Regions from separate parts of the Homo sapiens genome. Here region 1 is linked to region 2. Evidence: read pairs that join two places in POLR2A ChIA-PET (ENCODE). Cell type or tissue: IMR-90. All regions are shown on one strand. Links, peaks and the distances in the headings refer to the core of each region. The heading gives the core; the rest is flanking DNA.

Region 1 (11,352 bases), core at 3,876-8,875, 310 kb before region 2:
ACAAACCCTCCAGGATTTTTACCCCAGATGCCCATGTTAACACACGTGCCTTCCTATCTAAACAGGCTAACAGAAATTGTCCTCAGCAGTTCTAATGAGTGACCTACTTAGTTGAATTTTCTGGGATTGGAAAAGGAATCAATGTGATGTTAGTTTGGATTTCTGACTCTGTCATGTTAAATACACACTTTTACAAGAAGTATTTTCTTAATTGATGAAAAAATCAGAGCTCCTTCAATCTCTTTTCACTCGCCATATACCATTTCAAAGTTCTGTAATATATTTGCTATTACACTTTTGCTCTAAGGTTTTTAATATGTGGTTTTAAATTAGTATGTAGGCACGTGTTATCAAAGACTGCCACTTCAGCCCATGAAAATTAACCTATTTTTAAAACATACATAATACGATATAAGCTGATGAGTCTAAGATATCTGTGAAATATAGTCTTATCTGATTGTAAACTTTCAAATTTCTCATCACTTTCCTAGGAGAGTAAGATTTGCTATAGGGAGTTATACTTTGTAAGTTATTCCTTTCTGTACATTATTTGTGAGTTTTACTATGAGTGCAATTATAGTAATTCTGTTATACACTACTGAATATATATTTAATGAATGAATTTACATTTAATCAGTTTGTGTTAAAGTCACTTAATGAGATGCTTCACTTTTCTGTGTTAAAAGCAGGTCAAGGCCAACTGAAAGACTCTGAGCAATACATTATTCAGTGCTCAATTTCTGCATAACTTGTACCTTTATGGTGATTCATGGTTTAAATAAGTCAGTTAATAATATTTCCTGTAACCATTTCTAATAATTCTCTAAGGTCACTTTACTATTAATGTATTGGCAAACTGTATTTTTACTTACCAATACAGGGAAATGCTAACATTTATTTGTTTTGAAAATGGAACATGTAGAATAAGCTTGCATCCAATAACCAAAGAATAGAAGAGTGATAAAAGAGGCAGTGGGACTGGTCATTTGGACCTGAAGATACTCAGTTTTCAATATTTGAATTTATAGAAAACAGTAAATAAATATACTGGAACTTTATTCTCACACTGGTGATATTCATGAAAGTCTTGTTCAAAATAAACATGAAAAAGGACTTACTATCTGTGCAGGACATTTTACCTCTTGTTTTTTCTTTTCTCTAAGCCTTCCTTCTCCTCTCATTATCCTGATCATCTTGCCTCATTGTTAAAGGAGACAAATGCCACAGACAGTAACTATCATCATCCAAATCCACATACCACCTGGCTCGGTCAGCTTCCACTCTTCTTTCCTAGAATAATGAAGTTGATGTGCATTTTCCTAAAGGGCCATTCCTCTGTGTGTCACCTGGATCCATCTGTCCCTACCTTTCGACGAGCTTTATTTTTTACCTCTCTTCTATTTCCTGCATCTTTTTCTTCCTTCTCTCTTTAACACCAGTCTTCTTATGCTTGAGTGACCCCTAGCTTTAAAATAGACTTTTCTTGACCCCCAGTCTACCCTACAGATGCCACCCTGTTTTCCAGCTCTGCATCCAGCCAAGGCACTTTGCAGATTTGCCTGCATTCAGATGCTCCTGCTGTCCATTCGTTCTGCCCTCCCCACCCCCCCAACCCAAGGCTGCCTACATAATGTGGATGAGTTCACCAGGCATTTTTTTGTTTGTTTTGTTTTGTTGTGTTTTTCTGAGATGGAGTTTCGCTCTTGTTGCCCAGGCTGGAGTGCAATGGCGTGATCTTGGCTCACTGCAACCTCCGCCTCCCTGGTTCAAGTGATTCTCCTGCCTCAGCCTCATGAGTAGCTGGCATTACAAGCATGCACCACCACACCTGGCTAATTTTGTATTTTTTAGTAGAGACGGGGTTTCTCCATGTTGGTCAGGCTGGTCTCAAACTCCCGACCTCAGGTGATCCACCCGTCTTGGCCTCCCAAAATGCTGGGATTACTGGTCTGAACCACTGTGCCCGGCCCTACTGGGCAGTTTTAAGTCCCCATCTTCCCTGTCTCCACACAGTGTCTTCCTTTTGACACATTTTTCTCTCATCCAAAACAGTCCAATCTCCTGATTTCTCTCCTGTTTCCATGGAAACTTGCTCTTACTTAGTTTTCTCAGGGACTGCTATTCTACTCTACTTTTTTTTGTTTTGTTTTCCTATGGCTTTAAACCATTTTTTTTTCCTGAAGCCTTCTGTTTTTTTTTTTTTTTTTTTGAATAAATTATTTAGCCAAGACTTCTTTTGAGCCTCATGCTTTAAATGTTATCATTTCTTGACATGTACACTTGCATATCTCACATGTATTGAAACCTCACCCTAAATTGAACTCTGTGCTTCTCTTCTCTATTCCTCAATTATCCCTGAACCAGTCATCCCTCCAGTCCTCTATCCTTCCAGATGCCCATGTCAGAAACCTGGCAGTTATTGAAGATACCGCTCTGTTATGCATCCTCCTGCTAAATCCACCACCAAGTCCTATTTGATTCTTTCTCAGAAATACCTCCTGAATTCTTCCCTTTCTAACCATCTCCACAAATAACAAAACCACTATGTATTTTCAGCTAGGTTACTGCAAAGCCTTCTGATTACTCTCCCTGCTTTATATTGTGCTCATCTCAAGTCCATTTTCCACACAGCAGCTAGGATGCACTCTTAAAATTCCAGATTCAATTATTTTACATTTGGCTTAAGATCTTCCAGTGACTTTCCATTTCACAGAAAATAAAATCATCTTCAGCATTTCCATTAGACTCCACATGATCTAGCCCTTGCCTCCCTCTCTGAACTCATTTTATGTCTTTTGTCCTCCTATGAGACCGAGCTAAACTCACTCTCTTTATGTTTTCTTAAAAAGGCTTCTTTTGTCTCCATGTGAGGGCCTTTGCACATGTTGTTCTGTTTGCTTGGAATGTTCTTCCTTTGTGCTCTTCACTGGAACATTTCTCTGGAATCACAGGAAATGCCTTTTCTTAGGAGAATTTTCTTTCAAATGTTTGCAGTCCAAATTAGAAATGCCTCTCCTGATATTGTCTTCTAGAGCATAATATTATATTGCTTTATAGAATGAATCATAATTTATTATACTATATTGAGAGGCAATGCAGGATGAGTTTTTTTCGTAGATAAAATGGGGATAATGATAATGTTTATCTTGCAGAGCATTTGCAAAGACGAAATGATTTACATTTGTAGAATATGTAGTAAATGCAGCACATAGTAGACACTATATAACTGTTTATATATTTATGGTATTTTTGTGTGTGCAGATAATTATGTCTGAAAGCATAAAACTACTACCTGCCATGATTCTTGGCATATAATAGGCTGCTAGTAAATATTTGCTTAATAAACTGATGAACTGTGCAATGTACCTTATAATTACGTTCAGTGATCTTCAGAGAAAAAAATGATGAATTATATTTGCAAGAATATGTAATAACTTATGACCCACTCATTAAAATAAGTATATGTTTTTGATGTGAAAATATCTTTAACATTTTATCTGGCCAGTCCCTTTTTTCTGGCAAATATGCTTTTTTTTATTATTCCCATTCTGCAGATGTGACAGTTTAGGTGCCAAGAGCCTGAATAACTTTCACAAATTACAGAGTTAATAAATGATTGGATGACTCCACTCATCCTCTTATCCTGGATTTTGTTGCAGCATTCCTATTGTTCTTTCTTTTTGGAAATATCCAGGGAACGATGTGAATATTTTTTATGGGGTTGACGAAGTTACTTTGATGATCGTTCTTAAATTTTCCATTTTGGGCAGTTATCGTTGGAGTTGATGTTTTCTCTCCCACAGCCTCTCTGCTGTTCAGGGCTCCATCACCTTGCCTCCAAGGTTCCCCTGGCACTCTTTAGTAACCTCTAAAGTGATATTTCTAAAAGGCTACCAGTTGTTCTTGATTCAGATTGCTTTCCTCTGTTAGCCTCTGTAGAAAGACAGTACCATCAGATTTCAAAATGACTAAACATTGATTCATGTTATTCAGTGTATTACTTTTCCAACCAGTCTTTCCTAATAAGAGGCAATGAAAATATTTAACATGTCCACACAACCAGGGCAAGCATCCCATATCATTTCTGGATCCTGCATCTATTTCATTGCTTTGGATTATTTTTTCTACATGCTCATTAAATTTGAGAACTAGAAGGGATGTCATATAATTTAATTCTCAAATTTATAAGCAGGGAAAGCAGGCTTCGGGAATATAAGCAGCAGACTCAGCGTTCCAGTATGGGTTGGTAGCTCAGATGAAAATAGCCATTGGTTTCTTAATGCACCTTTGTCACCAGCCTACTCACTTTTCCATTTGAAAGAGTAAGCAATGCAATACCGTTTAGGAGTATCAAACACAAATTCTATGAAAACTATATGGTTGATTTTAATGTTCATTTATATATTTACTTTTTAATCTTTTGCAGTTTAACAGCAATGCTCAGGATGTAAGCTGTTTTCAGCACCTTGTCCAAGCAAATGTAAGAAATAAAAAAGTGTTGAAAGACGCGGTGAATAATATCACAGCCAAAGGAATTACAGATTATAAGAAGGGCTTTAGTTTTGCTTTTGAACAGCTGCTTAATGTAAGTATCATGCTATGTCTTTTGTTGTTGTTGTTGTTCAATTGTAGTATCTGAATTTCAATATTCTGATAGTTACTACTCTCTGGGATTAGATAGTGCTGTTTTTCATTTATTTAAAACACAGATGTGTGCAGGCAGAAGAAACCTTTGAACTATTTTTATCTTTGAATTTAAAATTCAAAAGGCATCTAAAATGTAGATTTTTAAGTTTTTGATATTTTTTATCTATGTTTTAAAAAAATTTATAAGGAAATAATTTAATTTTGAATAAGCACTTGAAACTTAATTGGCCTATATAGAATATCATTACTTTTTCTTATCTCAATCACCACAGTATTTATCTGTAACCTTGCACTTTCAATCATCAAATGGTTACTGAGAACATTTTAGTTTTAAACATCTAGTTTGGGTCTTTAAATTGTTCCTAAAATGTACAGAAAGTTCCAAATGGTAGACATTAAGATGAACAGAAATGCAACTCCCGGAGCAGGAATTCTTTCTGAGTGAGGATTCCCCACAATCACTCATCAGTGTCTAGACTGTCAGATACTGGCGTGCTTATTGCCCCATGTTATAGCATGTGTCTTTTTTTTTTTTGAAATGGAGTTTCACTCTTGTCACCTAGGCTGGAGTGCAGTGGCACGATCTTGGCTCGTTGCAACCTCCGCTTCCTGGGTGCAAGCGATTTTCCTGCCTCAGCCTCCCAAGTAGCTGGGATTACAGGCACCCGCCACCATGCCCAGCTAATTTTTGTATTTTTAGTAGAGACGGGGTTTCACCATGTTGGCCAAGCTGGTGTTGAACTTCTGACCCCAGGTGATCCACCCGCCTTGGCCTCCCAATGTGCTGGGATTACAGGCATGAGCTACCGCTTCCAGCCTTATAGTGTGTGTCTCATACTGTGGACTAGTGTTTTTAAATTGCCTTGCCCTCTATTTCACTTTGAGTTACTTAAAAGCAGGGACCATTGTTCAATTATTTTATTTCTTACTAGGCAATATTATTATCATGTTTGAGAGTAGGAACCTTACTTCTCTGCACCTTGGTTTCCACTTGTATGCATTAGAGGTCACTATGACATGTACCTCAGAGAATTGTGCATAAGATTGTCCACGGAACCTGGCATGTAGCAAACCACACGCAGGTGTAGGTTGCTGGGTGGTATTGGAGTCATGGTCATTATTGCTGTAATTACTAGCCCACATCTGGTAAAAAGTCAGATCATAATGTCTGTTAATATTTGCTGAATCACTGAATGAACTCTTATATTTGATCTTTATGCAAATATGAGTTTGTTGTTCCTGAGTGAATATTCTAAATAGTTTTTGAGATATCCAATTGGGTGATTCATTTATTCATTCAGCCAAAATTTATTGAATGCATCACCATTTCCTGTCATAGTGCTGGTGCTGGAATTATAGAAGTAAACAGGACCAGCTGCTCTGAGTGCTAAATCATCATCCACAGAACAGTGTGCAAGTGCCATTACAGGATATTTAGCGTGTTCCCTGGGACAGCACAGAGGATGGGCCCAGCTCCTCAAAGGAGGTCAGGAAAAGTGTGGCATTTCCGTGAAAATGAGGTTTTGAAGAATGATTAGAACTTAGGTAGGTAGAGGAAGGGAAAATTATTTCAGAAAAAGGAGCATATTTTAGACAAATCACAGAAGTGTGACACAACATAGCACAGTAAAAAATTGCAGATGGCTGGCATAGTTGGGACATGAGCAATATAGGAACTTGATGGAAATGGAAAGGCCATGAGGTATCAGTTAAGGAAGTGTTTAGGGGCAAAGGAAAACTTTATAGTATGGCCTTGGAGTGTTCTAAGTTAAGGAAGGTATTCGTAGAGATGCTGGTGTGGGAATAGAAGTGAGGAGCTATTAAGGAGCATGGCATGGGAACTGATTAAGTGGTGTGGGCTGGGTTGCAGAGTGAGAGGGGCTTAGGTGACTCTACATTCTCTGAACTGAACTAGTAAGTAGATGATTGCACAGGAACACACATAGAGGAAATGTGGGGGTAGAAATAGCTCAGTTTCAGATATGTTGAATTTGAGGTCATGTTATTTAATAGACACCGTTAGATTAAGAAGACAGAAAATCAGAGATGTGCAGCCCTGCTATTTCCAAGGGAAATAATGTGTGGTGAGATGCATATGTTTGTTAAATGTTGTATGTTCATTAATAAAAATTAAAAGCTCAAAACTACAAAATTGTACTGTAATTAACCGTTAGATTAAGATGTATCCTTCCTCTAGTAAAGGAATATGGTTGTTTTTGATAAAAATTATTTTTTGCTTAAGTCAATAATTGAGTTTCCTTGATCTTGGCATTTTAATTATTCTTCTTAGTATTTTTTTTCCCCTCACTTCATTGCCTCCTGTTTAGGTTTCAGTTGTGAAATGATCAGGAGTTTCAAGTGTAAAGTACAATTTCAGAGGTAGCCTCACTAGAGAGGCCACATTAACTTCCAGATTTATTACTAGTTGCTGATAAAATATGATTTAACTCCTATTGGCCTCTCCTGCTGCCTTTATAACTGCTACAATTGTAGTGATTTTTAAAATATGGTCCCAGTTGTTCCCTAAGTAAGTCTAATGTGTTTTACTTTCCATACATCCCACATATATATTGAAATTCTTTATGTTAAAATAATTTGAAGCATATTGTGTTTTCTTTCAAACACTTCCAGTCATCTTATTGCTCAAATGCCATTCTGGTTTTTTTTTTGTCCTCGCAGCATTTACCTTTAAGATCACTGAAGCAAGTATTAAATAGCATTAGACATATCAGTCCCAAAGTAAAACTTACATTTAGATTTGAATTAATCTTCAGGTACCATTTCATAAAATATTACCATATATATGCATTTTTCAAAAAAACTTTATATAGAGTGTATATATGATAGATGCTGTGCTATATACTGGCACACAGAAATACAGCAAACTACCATATTAAAGTAAGTTACCAACTCTACTAATTGTAATTTTATTGAAACAATCTTGTTTTTTTGGCTTAATTTGTTCAAAGCCAGTTAATTGTTGTCGCTGTGTGATTCTTTAGATAATTGCAAATGCATGGAAAATTTGCTATTATGTACTTGGCTCCACCACAAGTCCTGAGAGGCTACTCCTAGGAAAAATCATGTTGAAGGCAAAACAATTTCTTTATTTTCCCCATATTCCTTCTTTTGTGTATGCCCTAACATCTCTCTCTCGGGAAATGTTGTTATAATTTTATTTACGTAAGTATACAAATGATCAGCAAGACCTAATGTGTTGATTTACATTGATATTTGCATCCAATAATAGTACTTTCAGTACTTCAAAAACAAAACCATGTCCTATGGTTTTGTTTAACATTTTTACAGGATAGTTCTTTAGGTACATATTATTTTGACTATTTTACACATGCAGATAAAAAAGACAAATCACTAGAGAAACTAATTTTAGTTAAGGGATTTGAGGCATGTTTCACAAAACTATTTTGATGATAAAATAGGCAACTTTTTGTGTAGTCAGATTTTCAGATAGGTTACCTTCAAAGATAACAGCCATGTTGAAAGTGACAAATTATATTAGTTAATACTTGTGCTTTCACAATGTTTGATTAAAAGCTTTTACTGCCAATGTTCTAATGGCTGAGTCCATGGAATGAGATGACCTGAAACAGGATCTTTTCATTAATAAAGAAAAACGTTGTATTTATTAATTTTCACAAGGGAAAATGGGTTTTATCTTCTTTGAAAAAATAAGGTAGAGCATGGACCTTCAATGACTTAGAACACTAAAGAAAAAATAATTTTTAAAAAATATTAGTCATTTAAAAGCCAGGGCTGTGCCATGCTGTACAATATGGTAACAACAATCACAGGTGGCTAGTGAGCACTTGAAAGGTGGCTGATCTGAAATGATATGTTGTGTAAGTATAAAATGCATACTGAAGTTTGAAGACTTATGGAAGAAAAAGCTGTATAACATCTCAATATTGATTGATACCTAATATTGATTAATATTTTGGATGACTGGGTTAAAGAAAATATATTATTAGGATTAATGTCAGATATTTCTTATTACTCCCCTTAAAGTAGTTATTAGAAAATTTAAAGTTCCATATGAGGCTCATGTTATATTTCTTTTGGACAGCACTGAACCTAGGGTTGACATTTTCAAAGAAGCTGAGCATTCATAAATTAGTGTGATCTTTTATTCTCAGCATTTAAAGCAAACACATTTCACAACAGTAGAAAAGTTAAGATAATAATTTTGGACCTCGGAGAAGTCCAGCTTTCTAAATTAATTGTTCATTTTAATGGCCCTTTGGTGCTAATCCATCATTCTCCCATATCTAACTCTTTTGGAGACCTTAAAGTGTAAGAAGATTTACCATGGACTTGAGTCTTTCAGGATTAGAATATGTGTGGTTGGTTGAGAGAGGATAAGAGGACATCCTGGGAATAGGTATCAGCATTTACAAAGGAACAAAAGAGCATTGCATTTTAGGTGACCAGTGTTAGGATTTGTGATTTCAAACATGTGAAGTGAATAAAGTAGAATGAATAAAGAGGGAAGAAAACACTTATTTGAAAGTGGATTGAAGATACACATTTTAAATTAATGTTATTTTTTGTTTATACTATAAAATCATATGTGCATAAAATTGACATTTATTAAAAGCTCATTTTTTTAATAAACTACTGAGATTTTATTATGTGCTAGGCAGTCTTCTATGGAGGGACAAAGAAGTCTTTGAGCAAAAAAGACAAAGCTTCCTTCCCTTATGTAGCTTACATTCTGTTGGGGGATACCAACAATAAACAAACAAGAAAATAAAATATGTATATAAAAGAAAGTAAAATGCTATGAAGAAACATACTATCTTGGAGGGAGACTGCAATTTAAAACATAGTTGTGAGTAATCACCTCATGATAAAGTGGCGTATGATCAAAGACTGAAGGAAGTGAGATAGACTTATGGTTATCTGGGTGGTGAGGGGAAGGCCTGGTGAAGGGGGTGGGCCTGAACTGATCCAGGAACCAGTTCTTAGAATATATTTTGTGAGCAGATATTTCATTAATTACTTGCAACCTGCTCATGCTCGTTCCATATAGCTTTATTTTCTCTTTTATTGTGAATAATACGCATATTGTTTTGTTTGGTTTTGTTTTTAACAGTATAATGTTTCCAGAGCAAACTGCAATAAGATTATTATGCTATTCACGGATGGAGGAGAAGAGAGAGCCCAGGAGATATTTAACAAATACAATAAAGATAAAAAAGTGAGTGTAATTTTATAATATTTAAATTTTAATAATGATCTAGGTGGTTTTTAAAGAGATAGTGGGTAGTGGTAGTGAGGGGAGAATTTTTGATTTAAAACCTGATTGTGCCAATTATAAAGCCATATGAATCATAGATTATAAACTAATAGGTGTATTAGAGAGCTGTTAAGTATAATATTTATATCATATTCACAAGCAACTCATGCCTAATATGTTAATAAAGTATATGTATGGGTCCTATTTTATTCTTATGCATAGATTGTAAATAAAATGTTATTAAAATAGAGAAATCAAAGGAATGGTAAAATAGGAAAAATTTTAAACTTTAAGGTTTATTGGATAAAATTTATTATATTATTTAATTATTAAAGATTGCAGTAATACTCAAATTTCCTAAATACTCAAAAAATGTCTAAGTATTGTTTTGTAAATTTACAAAAAGGCAGTTTACAACAGCAAAAACTACATCCTCATTTGAAAACTGATTCCTTTCAAGAAAAGATGAAGACAAATCCTTTTATAGGTATAATGTATTAAAAGAAAGCATTTCATAAGCAAATGAAGACTGTGAAGATTAGTGTTTGTAGTTGGAATATATTTGAATGTATGTTTTACTATAAGGGAAGAGTATTACAGAGAGGGACCTCATTGAACCTGATACTGTGGAGGAATATCAGCTTCAATCAAAACTCTAACTACTTTTTCTAGCCGTCCTATTATCAGCTTATTTCAATTTTCTGACCAACACTCCACATTTTGTAAGAATACTGTGATTCTCAACCTGGTTTCCTAAAATGCTAATGATTCATTTAAAAAGTAATGAGAAATTATAAACTCTTTCTGGTGTTTCAAAAATTTCTACAAAAATCATACATTTATATATAAGAAGACTCTGCAGGGTAAAATGCCCATTCACTTTGCTTCTGATTGGAATTTTCACCATTTTGAAAGGTGTGGTTATTGCTAGCTCTAATGGATTGTTTTATATGTGCTTGAGGAACACACATGGATTGGGTGTTGAAAAGCGAGACAAAAATGAATATGTTCAGATGGTTTGGTGACAAAATATTGTGAATAATGGCGAACAGTTTGATGAAAATTTTTGGAACCCTTTAAGATACTCTAGGTGCTAAAATTTTCGGCCTATGAGTATTTGAAAATGATCAAAAGACTGAAATAATACACATATAATTTCAAATTAATTAAACTCTGCTTACTGCATGTACTACAGTGTCATACAGTTTAATGTAAGGTTTAAGGGTACATCTTTTGGTTTTTGTTTAGCATCTGGTGATTTTAATAGCATAGAGGAACCACTTTTGAAAAGTTGATAAATGAACTGAGCTGTTAATAGATTGTGAATATTTTCAAGTGATAACTAGATTCTACGAATATTTCTTTCAAAGAAATCATCAGAAATGAATGGGAATATCCAGATGCATTAACTAATATGTGCATATCTTTATTTAATAACTCTTACTCCT
Region 2 (10,540 bases), core at 4,230-9,229:
TGATTGGTATCTGGCAAATCATACTTGTGTCCGAGGAGTGGTGGGTTAATTTTTCATGGACTGAGCCTTGAACTAGTTTCTCAGTGAGATGCAATGGATGGACCCATATCTAGCCAAAGATGGCACTGATTGACACCTGGACTCATCAAGACTGGATCTGTGAGTTATGTGCACAGCATAAGAGTAGTGCTTGAGAAGAATGGCTCAGTAGTAAATAATCAAAATAAATCACATACAATTAAGTAGGAAAGTAAAAGAGTTGAGGTACCTGAGGCAGACAATGAAGTCTATGAGATTAGTGGAAGTGTGTTTACACTGGCTGTTCTAACTCTGAACTCCCTTCCATTGTCAGGACTTAGTCCTGACTGAGGTCACAAGTTTGCTGCCCAAGAGCTTGTGCCCCCAAATTTTCTTTTAGCATGTTAAGCTAATGAACTGATAGATGCCCAAGGACATTTATTTTTGTCTCCTTTCCCATCAGTTTTATAACTAGATATGAAATATAGCAGTACAAACTTGACCTTGTACCTGTTTTAGAGTTATCACCTTTTAAGACTTTCCCCATACATTCAGTTTCCTCATATCATTTAACAGTTAATTCAAATAGTCAGAAATAGAGTAACTTAATGGCATTTATATTGATGAAATATAGTTCCTTAGGACCTATGAAATCCATCTTATTTTGTATTTCACCAAAGACCTTTGGATAGTATTGAAATTATAAAAGACTTGCATAATCAGCATCAACTTTTTCTATACAAGCCATTTCCCCAAGTCCAATAATTTTTGTTCTTCCTAAAATCAATATATATCATCAATATCAATATAGATGAATTCTCTAGGCTATCAGCTCTCAGTTACCACTTTATGGGTCAATTACTGAACATTTTTCATCTTCATTTGAGTTTCTTTTTAAGTTTGGATATTTCTGAGTCATATTTCTATTCTCTGAAGCAGATATACAAAACATTGAAACACTTTTTAAATGGGCTGCAATAAAGTTATTTAAAAGGAATTTACTGAAAATTTGCACAGTACAACTTATTTCAGTAATTAGGGTAGTCATTAAGGTAATGTTTTCCCTTTCTTCACAAAGCTTCGTAGAATAACTCTAAACATAAGCTATTGTTTAGTTTGCCTAGGTTAGCTCATAGAATGCAATGAAATAAAGCATTCAACTAACTACATAAGGTAGAAATGGTTTGTATGAGAGAGGTGTTTAGATGAAATTTAAAAGCTATTAAAAATATTTACACTATTAACTATAGAAAACTTTCATAGGCATCCCTAGTCACTGAAAGCATGTCTAATTCTGGCCTGTCCTTCGTACAGTGGTACATCCAATTCCAAAATGGATAAATCAATGAAATTTACTCAAATCTTAAACTGTCCTAGAGGCTGCCAACTTGAGTTTCATCCAGAGGCATCTTGAATGGCCATTTAGATTGTAAAGGTAGCTGGGAAGTTTACACTTTTATCAAACCATAAACATTTTCATGTATGTTTTAAGAAGATATATGAATTTTAGTTGCTCTGGAATGTTTTGAGTTACATTTTGATTGACTAAACATTACAGAGAGAGAGAGAGACCAAATTGTGGTAAAAATTTAATTTTATACTTTTATTACTTAGTGACTGAGGGTTTCAAATCTTCATGACGTATAGTAAGCATTGAAGTTGGACTAGGAAAAAAAGCAGGAGATAGATCTTCCTAGGAATAACTGATTTTTTCTTTATTGTCAACAAGATGACTAAAAATATATTTAACATGTTAGCTTAGAATTTATTTATTTATTTAATTTATTTTTTGAGACAGACTTTCACTCTTCTTGCCCAGGCTGGAGTGCAATGGCACGATCTTGGCTCACTGCAACCTCCACTTCCTGAGTTCAAGCCGTTTTCCTGGCTCAGCCTCCCAAGTAGCTGGGATTACAGGCACCTGCCACCACCACTCCTGGCTAATTTTTTTTGTATTTTTAGTAGAGATGGGGTTTCACCATGTTGGCCAGGCTGGTCTTAAACTCCTGACCTCAGGTGATCCACCCACCTCAGCTTCCCAAAGTGCTGGGATTACAGGCATAAGCCACCATACCTGGCCAGAATATATGTATTATATTGGAGGAAAATTATGGTTAATTTCATTACCACTTTGTATGTACTTATAAGCAAGCTGATTTTAGAAATAATTGTATAGTCATTTCAGAAACACTATATATTCAGCATATATAAGTTATACATGTGGAGGTAAAATGCATTTAAGTAACTTTTCAAGAAAAAACTAATTTAGGATTTGAATGAAAGGAAAATTGGAATGAAGTTAGTAATAATGTTAAGTTAAATTTCTTATTCCACTCAATTATTATAAAAGCTTATAAGTAACAGAAAAAAAAATCTGCTAATACAAATGCCAATGAACTCTAAGAGGCAAATGACATCTTCAAAGATTTTATATAAGTTTTTTTTTGTTGTTGTTTTTTGCCAATAGCTGACAATACTATGAATGACACTGATGTTCCTTTGGAAACAACTGAATGCATCCAAGGTCAAGGAGAAGGCTACAGGGGCACTGTCAATACCATTTGGAATGGAATTCCATGTCAGCGTTGGGATTCTCAGTATCCTCACGAGCATGACATGACTCCTGAAAATTTCAAGTGCAAGTGAGTAAAGTAGGCAAATGTTATACATTTCAGTAGGCCCTGGGGAAAATGAGGTAGAGTGGTTACTTTTTACTAATTTTGTGTTAGTGATCAAACTTCAGCGTGCCCAGTGATAATCAGGAGTTAAAAGGCAGATTACACCTCCACTCAGAGATTTTGATTCTCTTAATCTGGGATTTGGTCCTCAAATATGCATTTCATTAAGGACCCTAGGTGGTTCAGATCCAGAGGGTAGATTCACTATGCTTTGGGAAACACATCCCTAGGTGGATTTCTGATCACAGTTTTGCTCTTCTGGGTCTGTTTAGTAAATCAGTTAATAGTCATGGCAGCCAGGCATGTTTCAAAATACTGCCTTCTTAAATTTTCGTATTAGCTTTGGGAGGATTACACATTTTTCCTTTCGAAAGAATGGAAAGAAAAGGCCTACCACTGAAGAGTTATTAGCCTTAAAGATCTGTGAATAAAATAATTTTTCAAAGCTTAAATGAATGTGTTCAGTTGTTTCTGGATTTGCTTTGAAAAGTGGGGAAGCAAATCAATTGTGTAGATGACTCAAGCCAAAGAAACTGCCCTTGAGTATCAATTACATAGTTGTTTTGTGCATTCTCTATGGGTACTTTTCACACCATTTGACTTTTGCAGACAGGCACAGACACAATGCCATGTGTTTTTAAATTGTCCACCTTGTTATGAGGAACATAAAGTGATTGCTTTTGAAATTAATAACACACATCATTCATAGTGGCTTTTCTGAAATAGCACCTATAAATAACATATATTGGCTTTATGTAATTGGCTTTTAATAAGACAGCCTAACATTTCTGAATGAAGAGCTATGAGCACTAGTTGGCCCATCCGCCATAGGAGAGGGGAGATTTGTGTTGTATGTGTGTGTGTGCATGCACAAGCTTTAGCTAGTTCTGTAATTTATTTGTTTAAATAGTAAATATTAATCTAAGATTTTTTCCCATTAGTTTACAATAACAAAATTGACAGTTGTCATGCTGGGTTTATTTCCCTCATTTCCATCACAGCAATTCACTCTCTATTCGTGACCCATGGGTTTCACACCTGAGAAATACATATCAAAGTAGAAAAAACAAAGAAACAGAGAAAATATTAGTTATAAGGGACAAAGGAGATAGTGTCACTGCCATTCACATTTTTGTTAACTTCTAATGACTAGTAATACCCAATAAGAAATTGTGTACGTAAAGATACCTAGTGAAATTCATCTGTAAGAAAAACAGAATGGATATAAACATTTAATTCACAGACTTCACAAGTGAAGCTTAAGTATCAGAAGTTACCTGTTATATCTTGGTAGAATTTAAGCCATCTTTTCTTAATTTTGTTATTTGTTTTAAATAACCAAACATAAGTATTAAGAAACAAAGCTTGTGCGGTGTTATAAAACTGATAAAATCTGATTCAACATTTTTCTCAGGACATTGATTTACCATTTACTATTTGTGATCCAGTAGTGAGGGGGCGTACTGGTCACGTGTCTCTATTAAACATTAAACATGAAATATTACTTGCCCACTTGCCCCAGTACTGAGACCTTAAAAATGGCAATCTTTGGAACACTGTAACTGAACAACACTGCCTGTGATGAATCGACATGAATCATAAAATCATCAATTTACTTTAGTAATTGTAAACCATCCTTTCTTCAAGTGAAAAGTAAGGACCTAGTAAAAATATCTGGGCAAATCTTGACTTTCATTCTTGCTTAATCTAGATTATTGATTGAGGTGCTTCTAATACAGATGTTAAAGTCAGTCCAAACTAAGACTTTGATAGCCCTCGATCTTCACTTAATTAGCTTGTCTAAATGAACAATCCAGAACTTTGGGAGGATGAGACGGGAGGATGGCTTGAGGTCAGGAGTTCAAGACCAGCCTGGGCAACAAAGGGTGACTCCATCTCTACCAAATAATAGAAAATAAAACCAAAGTGTATGCAAAGTTCATGTAAAATTTAACACACATATTTTATACTGACATAGATTTTTTTTAAAAATGTAAGTATAAATTGCTTGTCTCATCTATTCCAGTTAATAATTTTATAAGAAGGCTAAAGGTTTGAATATGGGTTATGAACACTTAACTATACAGTGGCTTTAATTATTGGTGGCCGATGTTCTCATATCCTTAAATAATAGTTTGTGTCAGGACTTACTTTGATGAGATAAGACTAATACTTATTGACTTTCTAACCCAACACAAGCTTCTTCCTTAAAAATTTCTCAGTTTCGGCCGGGTGCGGTGGCTCATGCCTGTAATTCCCACACTTTGGGAGGCCAAGGTGGGCAGATCACCAGGTCAGGAGATTGAGACCATCCTGGCTAACACGGTGAAACCCTGTCTCTACTAAAAAAAAAAAAAACAATTAGCCGGGCGTGGTGGCAGGCACCTGTAATCCCAGCTACTCGGGAGGCTGAGGCAGGAGAATGGCGTGAACCTGGGAGGCGGAGCTTGCAGTGAGCCGATATCACGCCACTGCACTCCAGCTTGGGCGACAGAACGAGACTCTGTTTAAAAAAAAAACAAAAAAAAAACCTCAGTTTCGAATGGTCCATTTGGATATTAAGATAATTGTATAATAGTACTTCTAATTGGACCTAAGTGATACAAATACTGTGGTTTCCAAAAGATTGAATATTAATATAGTTATTAAAAAGGAATCTATGAAATGAAAGCACCTACTTATTTAAAATTAGCATATTTAATAAATTTTATTTATTATGAAATCCATATTTTATTTAATGTGAACCTTATTTATATTGATAGAAAACCATTAAAAGTCTTCTACATACAGAGAATATTAGCATAGATTTTTTTCTTATTAGGAACTCTAAATTTCTAATTAAAATACTGGTAAAATGAAGAATATACGTGTACTACATTGAAAATGTGTTCTATAGTTCGTTTTTCTATAGTATAACTGGGCCTTAATTTTACAGAAATATATATAAAGATTTTAGGTAACCTCTCTAAATCAATAAATAATTGCTTTGTAATTAAAATAAATCAATGCATCAAATTAAATAAATCAAAGAAATGCAGAACTCAAGGAAAAATAGCTATCATATTTTTGTGGCACATATTTGAATAGATTGAACTTCCATTTTAAATGAGAGTAATTAATTACTATTGATAATAACCTTTCTTCCACAAAGAGAGATATGTGTTGTTTCTACACAATATGTGGGCCATGAACATGTAATAAATAACAGGCCAATGTTTTGAAATGGTACCAATTGAGAGTCTCAATCTTAAGACTGAGTGAGAAGAATGCAGCGGTACCGTTTCTCTCTTTTATGAAGCAGTAATGTTTGGGTGAAACTCTAGGCCTGTGGAAGGAAAAAAATATTAACATATGACAGCATTTATTTCAGTAATTTGGGCAGAGTCAGTTATGTATACTGAATATTAAATTGTTATAGCTATTCTGAGTCCAAAAAGTTAGAACTCTATTTATAAACATGCATACATTCTAGAATTCTAGAAATGTAATAGCGCTGACTTCACCAACGTAAGAACTCCGGCAATTTACATTAACATGCTTATTCTCAATAGGGACCTACGAGAAAATTACTGCCGAAATCCAGATGGGTCTGAATCACCCTGGTGTTTTACCACTGATCCAAACATCCGAGTTGGCTACTGCTCCCAAATTCCAAACTGTGATATGTCACATGGACAAGGTAATAGCTGACATTCTGCAGGGTGGGCATGATTAAATTCAGGGGAAATGCCTAAAGGGAGGACACATTTTACAGCATAAGATCTACTTCTTGCTGCACTGGTTTTGCTGGCTTGCAAACAAAATCACCAAGTTTGAAGCTGGATTTTTCTTATGTTTATTCACTCAAGATTTATTTATTTAGCTGAGTGTATGCTACTGACAGCCACAGTTCTAAGCCTTGGAGATATACCAGTAAACAAAACTAAGCTATCTGACCCCCTGGAGCTAATATTCAACTGATAGAAAATAAGCAAAATAAAAATGAGAATGGGAATATTACAGTAGTTTGTCATAAGCAGTAGAGAGAAAAATGTCGCAGAGTTAGAAAAGAGGGGTGCTGCTCTTTTATATTTTAATGTTCAGGGAAGATCTTACTTGCTATAAGATCTTACTTGCTTAACATATAAGAAGGACCCAAGGGCAGTGAGGGAGCAGCATGTGCCATGCACATATATGTGTAAGAGTATTCTAGATAAAGAAAACTGCAAATGCAAATGGTGTGAGATGAGGGAGTTCTGGGAAAGTTAAATAAATAAGCACATCACTATAGCTAGTACAAAATAAGTAAGATGAAGAGTAGTAGGAGATGAGATTAGAGAGGCAATTGGGCTAAAATTGCATCAGCCTTTCAGGAATTGTTTGCCCTTTTGCTCTGAAAGAGAAAGGACTCTTAGGACTCTTCTCTGAAGGGAGAAATTACACAATCTGACTAAGTTTTAACTGGATCACTCTGGCTGCATTTCGGAAAATAGCTAGAATTCTTGACAAGGGTTAAAACAGGAGAACCAATGAAGTGGTTGTTTCAGTAATTCAGACTACAGATGGGAGTGACTTGACCCTGGTTGTTAGCAGTGTAGCTGCTGGATAATGGTGGGGTTTGAGGGAAATCACCATTGCATTTGGAAACATAGATGCCATTGAAGATAACTGCCTCAGGGAGCGGTAGTAAAATCAGATTGAAATAGATTTTTAAGTCAAAAAATAATAGATGATGGTGAGGTTGCTGAGAAAAGGAAATGCTTATATCCCCCTGTTGGGAATGTAAATTGATTCAGCCACATGGAGATTTCTCAAAAAACTTAAAACACAACTACCATTCAACACAGCAATCCCATTACTGGGTGTATACCCAAAGGAATATACATCATTCTACCATAAAGAAACATGCATGCATATGCATGCAAAATAATCTATGCACCCAACCCCGGTGACACACAATTTACATATAACAAACCTACCTATGTACCCATGAACGTAAAATAATTTTTTTAAAAGGTAGATTTTTCAAAGAAATAATTTGTTAAATATTAATAATAAAGTTGAATCCTGGGAATTACTGATGTATAGTAAATTGAGAGTTATCCTTTTTAAATGATCATGTTCTATTTCACATAGACTTAATTGTGATGGTCATGATCGTGGTTAGCCCTAAATCATCCTTGAAATCCCAAGCCAAATTTAAAGCTCCATCTCATAGACCTACTGCCCTAGGCATACTTCTATCCTTTAACTTTTTCCACAGTGTCATTCTTCACGAGCAACTCTGAAAATAGAGTTGTAGAGGGAAGAGGGGATGAGTCCCTTTTCAGTCAATTTCACTGTTCCTTTAAGGATCAGTTAGAAATAAAGTTGAAGCCAATGATTAAGGGAAGTTTGGTACCAGCTGAGTCTTCTGTGTTCCTGTCTCATTTACTTGAACATTTGTTAATAATTTGTGAGTGATAAAGGAAAACAATTATTTGATAAACCTTTGGTGTGTATTAAGATATTTTATATACATATACGTCACTTAAAAAGGATCAGGTAATAGAATATGAAAATTTTGGATTCTGGAGGGTAAACATGTTATTGCTTATCAGATCATTCATTCATAGGTGAAAATATTAGTTTTATGGAATTTAAGTAACTTGCCTAAATTCTCAAATACAGATATATCTACAGATAGATCTATCTACTTAGATCTAGGTATTTTTCTATAGATATAAATCTACACACACAGATATATATATATGTGTATATATATCTATATGTGTGTATATCTATCTATATATATATATGAAAGATGTTACTCTTATCCTTCTCCATAAAACAGAAAATATAAGTTCTACATATAGTTAGATGAGTGGAAACATTTTTCAAATCTTGCAACATCTGAATTAATATATATATAAATATTCTTCCAACTGGATATTAAAAACACTATTAAAGAAAAATGAAAACTGAAATTACAGAATTTCTTTAAAATGTTGATAAAACACTACATATTATATATACTATATATTGTATACTTAAGGCAGTAAACAATATAATTTAAATATTTATATCAATATCATAAAATGTATTTACAGTTATTTCAGTCTTAAAATATATTCTAATGAGAGTATATACAGTCAGAAAATTGTAACCAAAAATCATCTGGATTTTCTTGCTCTGTATTAATGGTATACATTTGATATATCCATAGGCATATTTCTGTCTTTATTTTCATCTTTCTGGATATTAGTTTTTGAATATTTAAAACCTTAACATTGGATAATAGTAAATACTATATGAAAGGGTAAATTCAGAGAAGTGTCCTCTTCTCTTGCTTCCATGCCATTCCATTTCTACTTTCTACTCACCATTGCAAGTAGACAATTTCATTAGTTTCTTGTTTATGGCTCTTGAGTATTTTCCATTCTTTACTTTTTTGGAATGTATGTGTAGGTTTGTTACATAGGTAAACTTGTGTTATGGGGGTTTGTTGTACAGACAATTTCATCGCCCGGGTACTAAGGCTAGTACCCATTAGTTATTTTTCCCAGCATAAAATCTTAACGTTGATGTAAATTTGCAGATGACCTTTCATAGTCAAATGTACAGTTTTCATTCATATAAAAATTAAGAATGTTAAATATAAAAAGTCACTTTAAAAACGTTCGGTATTATTTAAAAGTATAGAATATTTTTAAAAGTAGAATAATTCTTTTTAAATTTGCAATGCAACATATATATATATATATACCTTTTTAAATTTCTTTTTTTTTTTTTTTTTTGAGACAGAATCTCGCTCTGTCGCCCAGGCTGGATTGCAGTGGCATGATCTTGGCTCATTGCAACCTCTGCCTCTGGGGTTCAAGCAATTCTCCTGCCTCAGCCTCCTGAGTAGCTGGGATTACAGGCACACGCCACCACACCCAGCTAATTTTTTATATTTTTGGTAGAAATGGGGTTTCACCATGTTGACCAGGCTGGTCTTGAACTCCTGACCTCAAGTGATCCACCTGCCTCATCCTCCCAAAGTGCTGAGATTACAGGTGTGAGCCACCGCGCCTGACCAACTTATATTTTTTGAAGAACTTGATTTCTGACTACATTTCTTTTGATTAAAAATATGAACAATATGGCCGGGCGCAGTGGCTCATGCCTGTAATCCCAGCACTTTGGAAGTCCGAGGCGGGCGGATCACTTGAGGTCAGGAGTTTGAGACGAGTCTGGCCAACATGGTGAAACCCCATCTCTACTAAAAATATAAAAAATTAGCCAGGTGTGGTGATGCATGCCTGTAATCCCAGCTACACAGGAGGCTAAGGCAGGAGAACACAAATTGCTCAATTAAAAAAAGAGAAATAGAAAACCTCATGGAGCATAGTAAGAGACCCAGGAGTCAGTTTAAAGTGGCTTCCATTGGCCAAATTTGGAACAATTTGAGCATCAAAATGAATAACAGGAATAGATTATATATCATATTAAATAAAAAGAAAATCCACTGGTCAACATTTAATTTACTATTTCTACAGCTAGTGCTAGCACTTCTACTACTAATACCTAAATGAATGGGGTAAGGGAAAAGGAAAAATTTTTATTTACAGAAGAATGCTAACGAACAAATACAAAGAAATGTTAGAAATAGCAAAATAACCATTTTATCATCAGCATGACAATAAGTGGTTCATGCAAAATTCATTAACGTATGCCTAAGCTATTTTGTGAAAATTTGTTTGGCATTAGGATATTTATTCAGACTCAAAGGCCCCAACCGATTTTTTTGTTAAATACAGAGGAGTTTTTCCTTTGCACCACTTAACCAAGTGATCAAACACATCACCAGTGATGGAACAAAGTGACATCATGTGTCACAAGAT

The links. ChIA-PET counts read pairs that join two places held together with the same protein. Peaks named below come from ENCODE experiments on the same cell type or tissue, not always from the same donor. Only the 100,000 strongest peaks of a DNase experiment are listed, where the experiment ranks them.
Region 1: POLR2A ChIA-PET joins it to region 2 with 13 read pairs; 1 of 35 experiments calls an interaction of 5 or more read pairs at or near these places.

Annotation. Positions count from the first base shown.
Region 1 is chr7:82,031,310-82,042,661 of GRCh38, reverse strand. It overlaps CACNA2D1 (calcium voltage-gated channel auxiliary subunit alpha2delta 1), which reads left to right. Exons shown (of 39, transcript NM_000722.4): 11 at 4,427-4,585; 12 at 9,761-9,865. Among named protein-coding and RNA genes, the nearest start is that of CACNA2D1-AS1, 28 kb to the right of the region's middle. In IMR-90, for the core only: no CTCF peak of the experiment used is centred there; a DNase peak (open chromatin) is centred at 5,981; H3K27ac peaks cover 1,319 bases.
Region 2 is chr7:81,721,725-81,732,264 of GRCh38, reverse strand. HGF (hepatocyte growth factor) reads left to right here. Exons shown (of 18, transcript NM_000601.6): 8 at 2,486-2,660; 9 at 6,248-6,375. Among named protein-coding and RNA genes, the nearest start is that of HGF, 43 kb to the left of the region's middle. In IMR-90, for the core only: no CTCF peak of the experiment used is centred there; DNase peaks (open chromatin) are centred at 6,314 and 7,034; H3K27ac peaks cover 2,909 bases.